Regions from separate parts of the Homo sapiens genome. Here regions 2 and 3 are each linked to region 1. The links are chromatin contacts, found by Hi-C or POLR2A ChIA-PET in ENCODE. All regions are on one chromosome and are shown on one strand. Each heading gives the region's core, a stretch centred on a gene start or an enhancer-like site at or near the end of the contact. The rest is flanking DNA. Distances are from core to core; before and after follow the strand shown. Region 1 holds the start of ARMC2 (armadillo repeat containing 2). Region 2 holds the start of LINC00222 (long intergenic non-protein coding RNA 222). Region 3 holds the start of ARMC2-AS1 (ARMC2 antisense RNA 1).

Evidence for each region. A loop is a pair of places that touch in the nucleus more often than their neighbours do. ChIA-PET counts read pairs that join two places held with the same protein, here RNA polymerase II (POLR2A). Pooled maps may share reads with other maps.
Region 2: POLR2A ChIA-PET joins it to region 1 with 13 read pairs in HCT116. The contact joins the promoter of LINC00222 here to the promoter of ARMC2 in region 1. A Hi-C loop is called at or near these places in 2 of 168 maps with a recorded cell type or tissue (PC-9 and endothelial cell of umbilical vein) and 1 of 50 pooled maps. POLR2A ChIA-PET finds 5 or more read pairs at or near these places in 3 of 52 experiments (HCT116, PC-9 and WTC11).
Region 3: a loop to region 1 is called in a pooled map, with 3 times the contacts of the local background. The contact joins the promoter of ARMC2-AS1 here to the promoter of ARMC2 in region 1. A Hi-C loop is called at or near these places in 1 of 168 maps with a recorded cell type or tissue (heart right ventricle) and 3 of 50 pooled maps. POLR2A ChIA-PET finds 5 or more read pairs at or near these places in 9 of 52 experiments (A673, BJ, HEK293T and 5 more).

What each region holds. Positions count from the first base shown.
Region 1 is chr6:108,846,163-108,850,350 of GRCh38, forward strand. It overlaps ARMC2 (armadillo repeat containing 2), which reads left to right and starts at 2,260. Exons shown (of 18, transcript NM_032131.6): 1 at 2,260-2,384. RefSeq lists a silencer at 2,518-2,617.
Region 2 is chr6:108,749,895-108,754,082 of GRCh38, forward strand. It overlaps LINC00222 (long intergenic non-protein coding RNA 222), which reads left to right and starts at 1,760. Exons shown (of 5, transcript NR_033376.1): 1 at 1,760-1,955.
Region 3 is chr6:108,922,296-108,926,483 of GRCh38, forward strand. ARMC2-AS1 (ARMC2 antisense RNA 1) reads right to left here and starts at 1,808. Exons shown (of 3, transcript NR_104137.1): 1 at 1,766-1,808; 2 at 680-749. All of the region lies in intron 10 of ARMC2 (armadillo repeat containing 2), which reads left to right.

The sequences.
Region 1 (4,188 bases), core at 1,010-3,509:
CGATGTGAAATAGCCATCAGGTAGCTGTGGAGAAACAGCCAGGTCAGTATAATACGCCACTGCTGTTGACAGCCTAAGTATTTTCTCATATAGCGTCCTTCAGTGAGGTAAGTTGGGGAGCTTCATTGCTTCAAATAACTGCTTCCTCTAATTCTGCCCATGTCATTCTTTTCAATTGTGCTAATTTGCCCGGCAGATATTTCCTGGCCAGCTGAGTTGGGTAGCATCGGGTTCCAGTAGCTTGCTTATGGTCTATTTTAGACCAAGATCCTAGGGTGCAAGACCACAGCTAGTAATTGGCTGTACCAGAGGTTTTTAGGTTGATGTTTCCACTGAGATGGTAATTATGTAATCATCAGTTCCAAGTGAGGTGAGGCAGAGTCTCCATAGGGCAGGTTACAAAGAAACCTAAAACCCCCTCAGCCTCTCACCCAGGCTGAGGCTAAAAATAAGGGGTCAGAGAGTGGAAAGGGAAGATGTGTGGGGAAACTTCTTTGGAGAAAGGAGTGTGGGGTGCTATGCCCTTCATCTCAAGCCAGCGAGAGGGGCTTCCCCAGGGGCCTGGGACTGCCAGAGACTGTAGTTAGGTGGCCTGGAGAACTGGAGCCTGACTCACTCCTGGGTAAGCTAAAGCTCCCTCCTATGGCAGCCTAGAAGGGGCTGCACCCAGACAAGCCTGAGCTCTCAGAATCACTAGGGTAACAGATGTGTAGGGTTTCCCTTGGGACCTATCTAAAGGGGCACTGAAAGGTGGAATAAACCCTGGGTTTTTAGGATTTCCAGAAGCCCCCAGGAGGGAGGTCCCCATCAGTGGGAGACTACAAAGGACCAGGAAAGACCTACATGAGCTGCTTTAACCATAAGCCAGCACAGCAAGCTTGAAGCTGCTCAACTCCAGGAAGAAATGCTCCATCTCCTTCCTTCTCCTCCTCCTCCTCACTGCCAGTTTGATCCAAGCTGGGCCTTAAACAACCTCTAGTGAATAGAGGGGCGGGTGGGGGTCGGGGACAAGCCTAAGCCTAGTGCACCCCTTCAGGGAAGGCCAGCTAGAGACCTTAAGCCTGGGGCTGGAATGGGGGAGGAAGACTTTTTGAAGTTTGATGCATTTGTTTATATCTTGCACCCAACATTATAGTTTTGAAATGAAGCTGTGGTTGAGATTTAGTTACAACAAGACTGTCAGTTATCTAAGAATGAGCAGAAAAATCCAGGGCTGTTTCGGGTCCTAAAATTATCCAATCAACGAATAGGTATTTATTTTCTGTTATGTTTGAAATCCTCTTGAGTATTTTGAAGAATATTTACATTCCTTTAGTTCAGGTTAGTATAATTTCCCACCTGGCACGATGCCTTACACATAGTATGTGCTCAAAAATATTTTCAATTTAATTATTCTTTACAAGATGCTTAGCACCAAGGGAAGTGGCATTTTCCCAGTGTTGATGACAAATAGCACTTCAGCTGGAAAATCTCCATATTTATAAAACGTGGTGCAAACCTGAATGGAGAGTGCTTATGATCTCACTTTTATTTAACACTGTACAGTGTTGCTAAATGGTCTAACAGGAGAAAAGGGAATTTAAACTAGAAACACATAAATGGAGTGCTTTTTGCCGTTCAACTGTGATGATGCACGAACAAAAAACGATTGGCCACGGGAGACCTAGACTGGAATCTCCTTCTCCTGCTCACTACACCTCAGGCCCCCAGTTCCTCTCCTGTGGATGGGGACGCCAGGCTGCCTACCTCAGACTCAGAAGGTACGATTACGTGCATACACTCTGCGAACTGAAGGGCTGTACAAATGCAAGGGCTTAATAACAGCCAACAGTTTAATATTCGTTGATTGCCACGTGCATAGCGCTTTACATCTATTTTCTCATGCAGTCTTCATAACAGCCCAAGACCTACCTAGGTACTATTATTAATATTTCCTGCCACTTGACATCGGAGGAAACAGAAGCTCAGCAAGTGGCTCCAGGTTATACAGAGCCCTAACCTGAGCCAGTAAATCCTTCTTACCCACAAGCATTAAGCTTCCGTCCTGCCTGCTGTTATTTAACAGAGGTGCTGGGATCCGGCAGGGGAGCAACAAATGTGGTTCGGCAAATTGCTAAACGAAAAGCGGACACCCGCCCACGACGCCTGCTCTGATCTGACCTCCCGGCCTACAGCCCTCTCCAGGCTCCTCCCACCCGCTCCGGCCGTCGCCACGCCTCGGAGCTTCTACGCATGCGTTGGCGGGACCCGCGCAGGCCCAGTGGCCGAGCGGCGTCGTGGGGTTACCCCGCCCGCGCCAGCGCTGCATCCCTGGCCGCTACCCGGGGAGAGCCGGAGGATGAATTGAACCTCGCAGCCGCTGCTATCTCCAGTGCTCATCACAGGTGCTTTGGGTCAGGTCGGAAGCCTCCTTCCCTGAGCCCTCGCCAAGCTCATTCCCCGGCCCGCCTCTCCCGCCCTGCAGCGGCCTGGCCCTGCGGTCTGGCTGCCGGGGCGGCGGCGGGAGGTAGTTTGTGTACGGTTACCATGGAGACGCTGGCTGCGGGGCGAAGTGGGAGGGTGGCCGGGCGGGGTGAGGATGCTGCTGCGCCCTGCCCTGGCCGGGACCGTGGAGGAGCGGGCACTGCCGTGGGTGGGGGAGCCGCTGTCCGAGCGGGAGGTGAGGTGTCCCCAGCGGCTCCCCAGGGACCCTTCCTGCCGTCGTCCGCCTGTGTGTCCTCGGATGGGGTAGAGAGACGATGAGTGCCCTGTGCATGCTGTCAGGGGTCCGGAGCGGTTGTCTTTTATTTATGTACTGTCGCACTTAGCCAAGTGCGTGGTGCTTAATAAGAAGCCCAGTAATATTTGTTGAATGAGAGTGGTAGACTAAGGGGCTTTGTCTAGGCAGGCGGTGACCGGGCCAGAGTCATACAGTTTATATCTGGGCACTTCCAGGCAACAGGGCCTCAATAAATAAAAACGTATGTGTAACAATATTTAACATACTTTAAAATCATGGAGTGTATACATAATGCCTTTTGTGATCCATTCCCACAAGTAACACAACAGATCTTACGTCCCACCCTGATTTATAATAATTATACTTTAATTTGGTTGAAAAGCAAGCACCATTTATTATATTTATCCTGGTTTCTTAATCTATGGGATTCTGGTTGTTGATGTTGATTTGGCATAGCTGATATTCAATAAAATGCTTAATAAAAATTATCTGTTTTCATAAAGGCAAGTACCACCACCCACCTTTTAAAAGGAGAAGTACGTAATGTAAATGACGAGTTGATGGGTGCAGCAAACCAACATGGCACATGTATACCTATGTATCAAACCTGTACATTGTGCACATGTACCCTAGAACTTAAAGTATAATAATAAAAAAAAACTTATGTATAGAAACACTGAACAAACGTCATTCTCTCTTTTGCAATTTCTTTTTTTAAATGTAGTTTTTCATTCGTGGAAATGATTTTGCTGTATCCTTTTATCATGTAGCACTTGGGCAATAATTGTTAACATCTTTAAGGGCCATATTTTAAAATGTTAACATTTTTAAAGCACTGTGCTAACGCACTTTACATGTATTATATCATTTAATTCTTCAAACAATCCTATGGGGCAATTATTATTACTATCCACCTTTTATAGATGAGGAAACTGATGCTTAGAGATATTAGAGGCATTGCCTAAGGTCACATGGCTGTGAATTGTCAGCATTTAAACCCTTAGTCCAGCATCTAAGCACTTAACCACTGCCTCTTTGGATGCTCATATTAATACAAAAATGATTCAGAGTTATGGAAGGGTCCTGAGTATTTGATTTGCAGGGAAGACTGTGAAGCTGGCCTGCTTTTCCCCTGTTGCAGACATCCTGGTAGTGCAGTGTTGCATTTAGCAAGAAGGCTCTGGTTCCAGTGGCTATTAGCAGCAACGATAAAGACAGGTCTTTATAATTAGTTATAAACTTCTATAAATTATGACTCTGAGCTTTCACCCAGACCAGTAGGAAATATCTTGTTGAAAAAAAAGTTCTTCACTTTCAAATTTCCTACTGCTGGTGGTGTTCACCCTCTAGAGGTCCTGTGGATACCATGGACTCAGGATAGTGTGATGCAAGACAGAACTCAGCCTCTTTCTTCTTTCCTCTTGAAATCAGCTTCTCCTCCTGTTTCTTTTAAAAGGTCCCTTGCCCTC
Region 2 (4,188 bases), core at 510-3,009, 97 kb before region 1:
CCTTCAGGCAGGGGAGCTCAGCACCTGAGGAATGTCCCAGAAGCAAGATGTTCCCTCTGTGTCCTAGAGACTTGGGTGCAGACAGAAACTCACATATGATCAGGTCATATGATCAGGTCTTGCCTTCCAGTTTGAGCCTAGGTTGGATAAGTAGAGGAGTGTCAAGAAGAGCAGTGGGGATTTGCATGCATGGGGAAGGCCAGGGCTGGAGGCGAGATGGACTTTCCCTGTCTCCTAAAAAACTGAAAAATAAACATAAGAGAAAGGAAGGAGGAAGAGAGAAAGGGAAAAAGAGAGGGACCAAAAAAAATAGCATCCATTTGAAATAGATGGTTTTAATGATTGTATTGCAATGTCATGCACGACATTGTGAATGTAATTAATACCACTAAAAATAGTTAAAATGGCAAGTTGTATGTTATGTAACCATTTTAAATGATGTAATATGCCAAAAATCACAGTGTGCATTTTAAATGAAGGAATTATATGGTATCTGAATTTATATCTCAATAGAGCTGTTTTTAGAAGGTGGTATCCACAAGCAAGCATGTGTGTGTGCACGTGTGTTGGAGTACATTCACATGCACATGTGTGTGTGGCAAGAGTGTCAGTTTCCTAGCTAATCTACTTTGGGTGGAAACTGTCAGTGATGACTAGGCAAAGGTGGAGAAGAGAAATGTAACCTACCTGTCCATTGTTCACTGGTGCCCTCGAGAAAGAGAGAAAGAAGTATGACAAATGCTAAAATAATATGATATTATAAGCTTCACATATTTTTATAAGGGGGAGTATTCTCCACCACAAATTCCACGCCTGGTTTCCCGTTCTCAATACACTTTGTTTACAGAGTCAGTCTCATGAAAGCTGTGGCATGAATTATCAAGCTGAAGCTCCTATTTTCCCCTTGAAATATGCGCTTGTGCTTAGGAATGCAGCATCTCTCTTCCAATTATACCTTGGCGCCAGAGTCCCTTTTCCTGGAAGTACACCTCCAATGTCAAGAGGGTGTGGTGCAGTGGAGATGATGCTGTGTCTGGGTCAAAGACCTGCCTCCCTGCCTAGGAGACCTTGAGCAGTCATTGCCTGGACGTCTTTGACCATAAAATGCAGATGATGATGATGCCTCCCTTGCCTTCTCCCTGGAGTAGCGTGCGAAGCAAAATCCAAACAGGATAACATGTGAAAGCGTTCAGTAAACTGTGAATCACTGCCTTAGTGGAAACTATTCTGGATGCACGTAATAGAAACCCAATCAAGTAAGCAAAAAGGAAGACACTGAGTTGAAAGGAGACTGGGATACCTCTCGGAAACTATGGCAGGAGGTGAGGCTGGATCCAGAACCCGGGTCTGGAGAGCGGGGAATGCAGGCAGCTCACTCCCGTGGCTTCTCGCTGCTTTTCCATCTGTTTTCATCTCTGTCTCTCTCTCTCCAGAGTGGCTTCCATTGTTCTGGCTTGCAGGGCCAAGCAGGGATACCCCATGGCTCCTGTGACTACATAGCCTTCATTCAAGCCATGAGCCCAGACGTCTACGCCAGGTCCTAATTCAGTTGGTTCAACTGGGCTGGGTGTGGACACGTGTTGTCCAGTGAGTCATGAATATGGATAGGGGTCACACAGAATAAACTTGACCATTCTTTGTCCATCCTGTGGGTGTGAGCTGGGCAGGTACCAGGAGAAGTGCCTTCTACAAACATTTGGCAACATCTAGTGGTGTGATTACAATAGTCAGCGAAAGAGGAAGATTCAATTTTGAGGACCTCCTTTCCTAGTGTCCCCATCTTTGCTGCCTTCTGTGAGTTTGATCATGTGGACTCCATGGAGGTTGGCCACTGCTGGGCAATGCAGCCAAACAAAGTGAGCAAAAGTAGGCTGGAGGGCTCCGTGGGTGACTGGGGCTAGGCTGCCTCTGGTGCCCCAAGAACCCTGAAGCCACCTTGCAGCTCTTCTGAAATGGTGAGTGGACTGCTGTTCTTCTTGTGCCAAGGTGTCCATGTTGCCTTTCTCACAAAATGTATTGCAAATAAGAGTGGGTACAAGTCATAGAAACCCATTCCAAGCTAGCTTACATAAAAAGGAGACCATTCTGGGGCTGCTTTTCCAGATCCCTCAGTCCTTTCTCTCCTGCTGCCCTTTGAGCCATTCCACTGTTTCCAGCTCTCTGGAGACAGGCATGGTGAGGTCTGCATTGATCTCCCCCCATGAAATGAAGGAGAATATGCTAAACTAGTGGCTGCTGATTTTTCCCCCTTCTTTTTCTGTCATTGCCTGTGGTCTGCAATTACCCATTCCCCTCTTGGCCTTCAGAGCTGTGCGAGGGTGAGCAGGTGTTGAGAGCAACTTTGTTCTTTTTGAGTCAATTTCATTACGTGGAGAGGATCCAACTCTCTCCGTGTAGCTGGCAGCTCCCAAGGCCAGACCACTGGGCAGGGCTCCCAAGAGCAGTGCTAGCCTCTTTGGTGTCACAAAGGGCCAGGCCAGGCCTGTTCATCTCTTTCCCCAAGAGCAAGCTGCTTTTTGAGCAGATGTACAAACAATTGGATGCCTCTGATAGACTGCAGTTCTGTAAGGTTGCAATCCTACCAGCCCTGCAGAGAAGTAAAAAGAAAAGCTCCAAACTGAGGCCTCTCAATTCTGCCGTCTTTCAGACTTTCCTGCGTTCTCACAGGTGGGCCAGCAACTAACCATGGGCCAGTAGGCCTGTCCCCTGCACTGTAGAAGATGCTGGTTATGGGATGTATAGGTGGAAGAGGGAAGGGAGCCATGCAGAACACCCAGGCCTTTTCCTTGCCCAGAACTTAACTGGGCAAACACATAACAGATCCCTGCAGCATTTAACCCTTAAGGATTAGCCCTTAAGAAGCTACAAAGGTAAACAAGTACATGATTACATTCAGGCTAGTTGCTGAATAATAATAGCATCTGTTCCTGGCACCATACTAATCAGTTTACATTTGTCAATTCACACAGCAAATAAGTGACAGAGCCAGGATCTGAACCCAGACAGTCACTACACAAACTTCCTCCCACATTATCAGCCTCTCACAATGCAAACAAAACACTGACACAGAATGCGATCGTCTTTGCTCTTGTGTACTTGTGGTAATTTGCGTGATTGAAAGATACCATTAGGAAGAAGAAATGTTTTAAATATCTAACCCCTGGAAAAGCAAGATTTAGAGACTAAAAATTTCATGACCCATCCGAAGCTCAGCAGTCAAGTTTGCAATTCTGCCAACTTCCCGCAAGAGTAAAACTGGCTGTTCTCACTGCTGTTAATAGAGGAGGACCATGACCTTGATGTACAGGTGGTGGGAGGGTGGGGCATTATTTAAGCAATGGGATCTGATGGGGGGTGCTGGAAAATGAACAAAAGTGTGAATTATTCCACAGCTGCTCACCCTGACGTTTATTGTGACTTTAAAATCTGAGAACATATGGTAACGGCTGGAAGCATGAAATAGCAGTTGGAAACGTGTAGACTTAAGGAAAAACCAGCCACCCTTATACCTCCCCACTTGGCTTCTCTGTAGAATGCTGTTGTCTTGCTAGCCTTTTTCGCTCCCAAATCTGAAGAAAGCCCTGGAACAAATGTCCCCTTTTCTTCAGCCCCATCCCCCCATGCATCTGCAAGAGCTTTTCCCCCTCCTGTGACAGAAGTTAGTGTTTTGATTCTTGGCTATGGTATTTTTATATATTGTGCCCTTCCACAGTTTTTGTTGGATCTTGTTAAATTCCACATCTTTGTTTTACAAGGCTGGATAGAGAGCTGGAAACATTGGGATGACATTTTGTTTGGGAATCCATGGTGGTCCTTGGAAATTCAGGCCAACGGCTGCTTCAATTGCCAGTTGAGGGAGCCCCGCTGTGTGGCTAGGTGATACCACCACTCCCTGGCCCCTCAATAATCCCCCTGGTCATCCAGCAAGCCTCACATCTTCCCCTTCCTCTTGAAATCCTTTGGGAGCATCCTAGTGGCAATGACTGCCCCCTTCTCTGTGCCAGGCGCTGACTTCCACTTAGCCTGTATAACTTTCTAGTTTTCTTTCTTTTTTTTTTTTTTTGAGACGGAGTTTCGCTCTTGTTGCCCAGGATGGAGTGCAGTGGCATGATCTTGGCTCACCACAACCTCCACCTTCTGGTTTCAAGCGATTCTCCTGCCTCAGCCTCCCGAGCAGCTGGGATTTTA
Region 3 (4,188 bases), core at 558-3,057, 76 kb after region 1:
TCACTGTGTCACTCAGGTTGGAGTGCGGTGGTGCGATCAAAGGCATGGCTCACTGCAGCCTCAGCCTCTGGGGTTCAGGCGATTCTCCTGCCTCAGCCATGAGAGTCGCTGGGATTACAGACCTGAGCCACTGGGCCCAGCCCCATATTTTAAGACAAATATTTCCTGTGTTTGCTAAGGTTTCTCAATTAATTAATAGTTGAAAACACAATTTGAAATTGATAATTAAGTACCTATAGTCAACTTGAAAAAAACAGAAGCTAAAGCTTTTGAGTTCTCATTTTACTGTATTAAAATGTAGTTGTGCATTTATAAATGATCTAATTTCTTCTTAGTACATTTTTTCCCTTTAAAATGGGTCTCCCAATACTGACTACACAATGAAAACTTTGAGGCTTACATAATTCAATGTGAGCTGGGTAGCTTTGCCAAGTCTCCAGGTGTTTTCCCTGACTGAGGGTGGTACCTGTTATGATCAAATAATTTGGGGAACATGGAAAGAAGCTTTCTCAGAAAAGTGAGCACCAGAAAGTTGTCAAGTGTAGCTCAGTCATTTTTCAGTAGTAGATTGGTAACCAGAAGCAAAATGGAATGTTTCTTCCTGGGTATTTACCAAAACCTTAGGTCCCCTTTTGTCCTAAACATCACCTAACAATTGCTAATAAGCAAGGAAACTTACATTTGTATTAGTCCTCTTTGTGGATTATCAGTGTCATTTTCTTCTCTTTTTTCTTCTTCCTATGGGCTGCCTTCAGGATTGCAAGTCCCACAGGATTGCAAGTTAAGAGATGGGGGAAAAGATAGGAATTAAAACTTGTGTTTTTCAGTGTGCTATTTCTTGGTGAAATGCTACTTAAGAGGTTGAGAATTTCTCTACTAAGTCCTTTAGAGACTAAACAAGACTTTTTTTAAGTAAGGGATTTGAGGTGGTTTGAAAGATTATATACAATAAAAAAGAAAAATGTGTGTTTAAGTTTGTGCATTTATAGATAATATAAATTAGAATAGAAAGTTAAGAAAGAAATGGATGCACACCTCCAAGCATGAAGCTTGGGCTTTGGTTAACTCCTGCTTTGGGGGAGGGCCCAGTGGGTGGGCTTTTCTTGAGGGTGGGAAATAAAGACCCTGCTGTAGAGCACAGAACTCATTGATAATTTTCACAGATTTATCTCTGTTCAACTGAGAGTTCTTGTTTTCTTTTTTTTAATTTTCACTTGTATATAATGAATTCAAAAGTAGGAGCAAAATTCAGTTAAATGGGTTGACTTGGAACTTGCCTTTACTGTGACCACATGATTTAGCTAGACTCTCCTCCCCACACCCTTTTTTTTTTTTTTTTCCTGCATTTTTTCCAGAAAAGGCCACTGGTCTGAGCATTCAGGGCCCCACCATCATCCCACAGTGAGATTGGTGGCTCTCAGAGGTTGGTGACAAGTCTCTCAAGATACAGGGCCTTCAGAGCTGCATCTGCGTGGTGGCCTTTTCCTGATCCTTCTCCCTCAGGGTTTTAGGCCCTGGTTCACCCAGGCCTCTGCTAAGCTCCCGCACTTTCTTGCCAGAGGTGTCTTAAAGGGAAAAACCTCTCTTTTGTCGCTCCTGTCCCTTCTTTCTTTCTTCCCCCTCCTCATTCCCCTCCTCCTTCCCCTTCTCATTCACTCTTCCAGCCCTCCAGTAGCTGAACATTTAAGAGCTTTTTATGAGCACATTTGTTGTCCTCTGAATAGAAAGAGGAATAAGAAGTGGTTTGTACCCTAGAGGAGCTCACCATGGGAGAGAAGATGCCTGAAGACAAGTGACAATGCTTCTGTGATGGGGGTTGTAGAGGCAGGAACAGGATGCTTTGGTAACACGGAAGAGGAAGGAGAGGAAGTGACTGATCAGCCTCGGAAAGGACTTCACAGAGAAGTTATCTTGAGCTGGGTTTTGAAAAATGAGCAGGAGGCCGGGCGCGGTGGATCATGTCTGTGATCCCAGCACTTTGGGAGGCCGAGGCGGGCGGATCACTTGAGGTCAGGAGTTCAAGACCAGCCTGGCCAACATGGCAAAACCCTGTCTCTACTAAAAATACAAAAATTAGCAGGGTGTGGTGGTGCTTGCCTGTAATCCCAGCTACTCGGGAGGCTGAGGCAGGAGAATCGCTTGAACCCAGGAGGCGGAGGTTGCAGTGAGCCGAGATCGAGACTCTGTCTCGAAAAAGAAAAAAGAAAAAAATGAGCAGGAGATGGCCCGGGGGAGAAGGGGTGGCAAAGTGTAATCGAGGGCACTCTGGGCGGAGGAAGCCGCCTATTCAAAGGCATGGCGTCATGAAGGGTTGAGGACCTCATGTGGTGCAGAGTCTGAAAGATGGCCAGGGTGGTGCCGAGGCAAAGGAGATGAGTTTGGAGGGATAAACCACACTTCAGAGACTGAGGAACCTTTAGGCTATGGGTGCTACTGGCTGGGCCGGAAGTCGCAGGAGGCCTTTGAGCAGGGAAGGCGGAGCTTTGAGATGCCCCCTCTGGCAGCAGTGAGCAGCTATGGGGGCAAACTGTGGAAGGAGCCCATCCAGGGGGCTGTAGAGTTTGGGTAAGAGATGAAGTGAGCTTAAACTGAACCAGTGACGCTGGTGATGGAGAGAAGGGGTGAACGTGTGACCAGTCAGGTGGGGAAAGGGGTGGGGCCCGGGAGTTTAGGAGCTTGGGAAGGAGCTGCTGTCAGAAATGAGATAGGCTAGAGAACAAATACACAGAGGCTGGTCCCCTTCCAGAGAGTTCATTTTTCTTTCATCCGTTATTTTTTATTCTGTGATGGATGGGGGTTATAGAGGCAGGAACAGGATGCTTTGTTAACACGGAAGAGGAAGCGACTGATCGGCCTCTGAAAGGTCTTAAACATAGACAAGTTAGCCTGAGCTGGGTAACTACAGAGTCCATTTTTCTTTCATCCATTATTTTTTACTCCTCTGCTTTCAAAAAAAATCTTAAAATCTGTCTACCTCAGAGATATTGTCTGCTTAGCCCATGGTGTTCTGATATCCCAGTCTTTCCTTTGTAGATGTCCACCCCTTCATTCATTCCATTAATAAATGCCTATTGAGCGCCCACCATGTACCAGGCACTGGACTTGGAGCTGGATGTACAATGGTGAAAAGGATGAACAAGGTTTATGCCTTCACTGAAGCGTCTAGTCTGGAGGAGTAGACAGATAGTAAACCATAATATTAAATAACCTAGCATTAAGTAGAGTTTATGGGGGCATATATGGTATGAGATGAAGCTTGACGGGTTGAGAAGGAACAGATCTGTTGAGCCTTGTAGACCATGGTCAGGGAACTGAATATTATCCTGGGAGCTATGGACAAAAAGCCAATATGGCTTGGAGTAACAGAAAGCAGAAAGGCAGGATTCTGGGATATCTCTGCTTGAGCAACTAGGTTGATGGTGTCATCTATTGAGCTATTGCTGTGTATTTTTCAAATGTATGGTATATGTTTCATGCATGTTATTTCTACCAGCACCACAAATGACAAATTTGGAAATACGTGAGGTATTGTATATTACTCAACTGTGTGTATCACGTGCAGTAAATGGGTAGGAATTTCAATCAAATGACATGTCACATATAAATGTGGGCTTTCTCTCCTGACTTGGGTTATTTATGAAAGTTATGTATGTGGGGCAGAAGAAACTTGAGCTGTCTAAACTTTTGCTAATGAGGTGAGAATAAGGCCTGAGAAGGAGAAAAAATTGAGATTGAAACAAGAAAATAAAAGCTCCTAAGGAAACTATGGTCCTTTCTGCTGGCAATGTCCCTTGCCAGAGCTTAGATGTGGGGAGCGTGAAGATGACTATGGATTGGGATGTCCCATCTTTGATGCCTTGGGGACCAGGGAAAAGGAACTGTTGGTGTGCAGTGACTGGAATGGGTATTTCATGGTTTCCCATGATGTCTGTCTGCATGGGAGTTACACAGGCATCTGTACTCTTCCGTCTCCATGGAAGAGAGTTTTGAGGCATCCTCTGAATTAATGTAAACCAGTAGTGCTCCGGTGCCTGGGCTGTCTCAGGAGAACAGGTGGAAACGGGGTCAGATGATGAGAATTTTCCATTTTATGACAGCAATGGAATTCCTAGAATGGTTCATTAGTCTTCACAAAAGATCTATTCCTGGCTGGGCGCAGTGGCTCACCCCTGTAATCCCAGCGCTTTG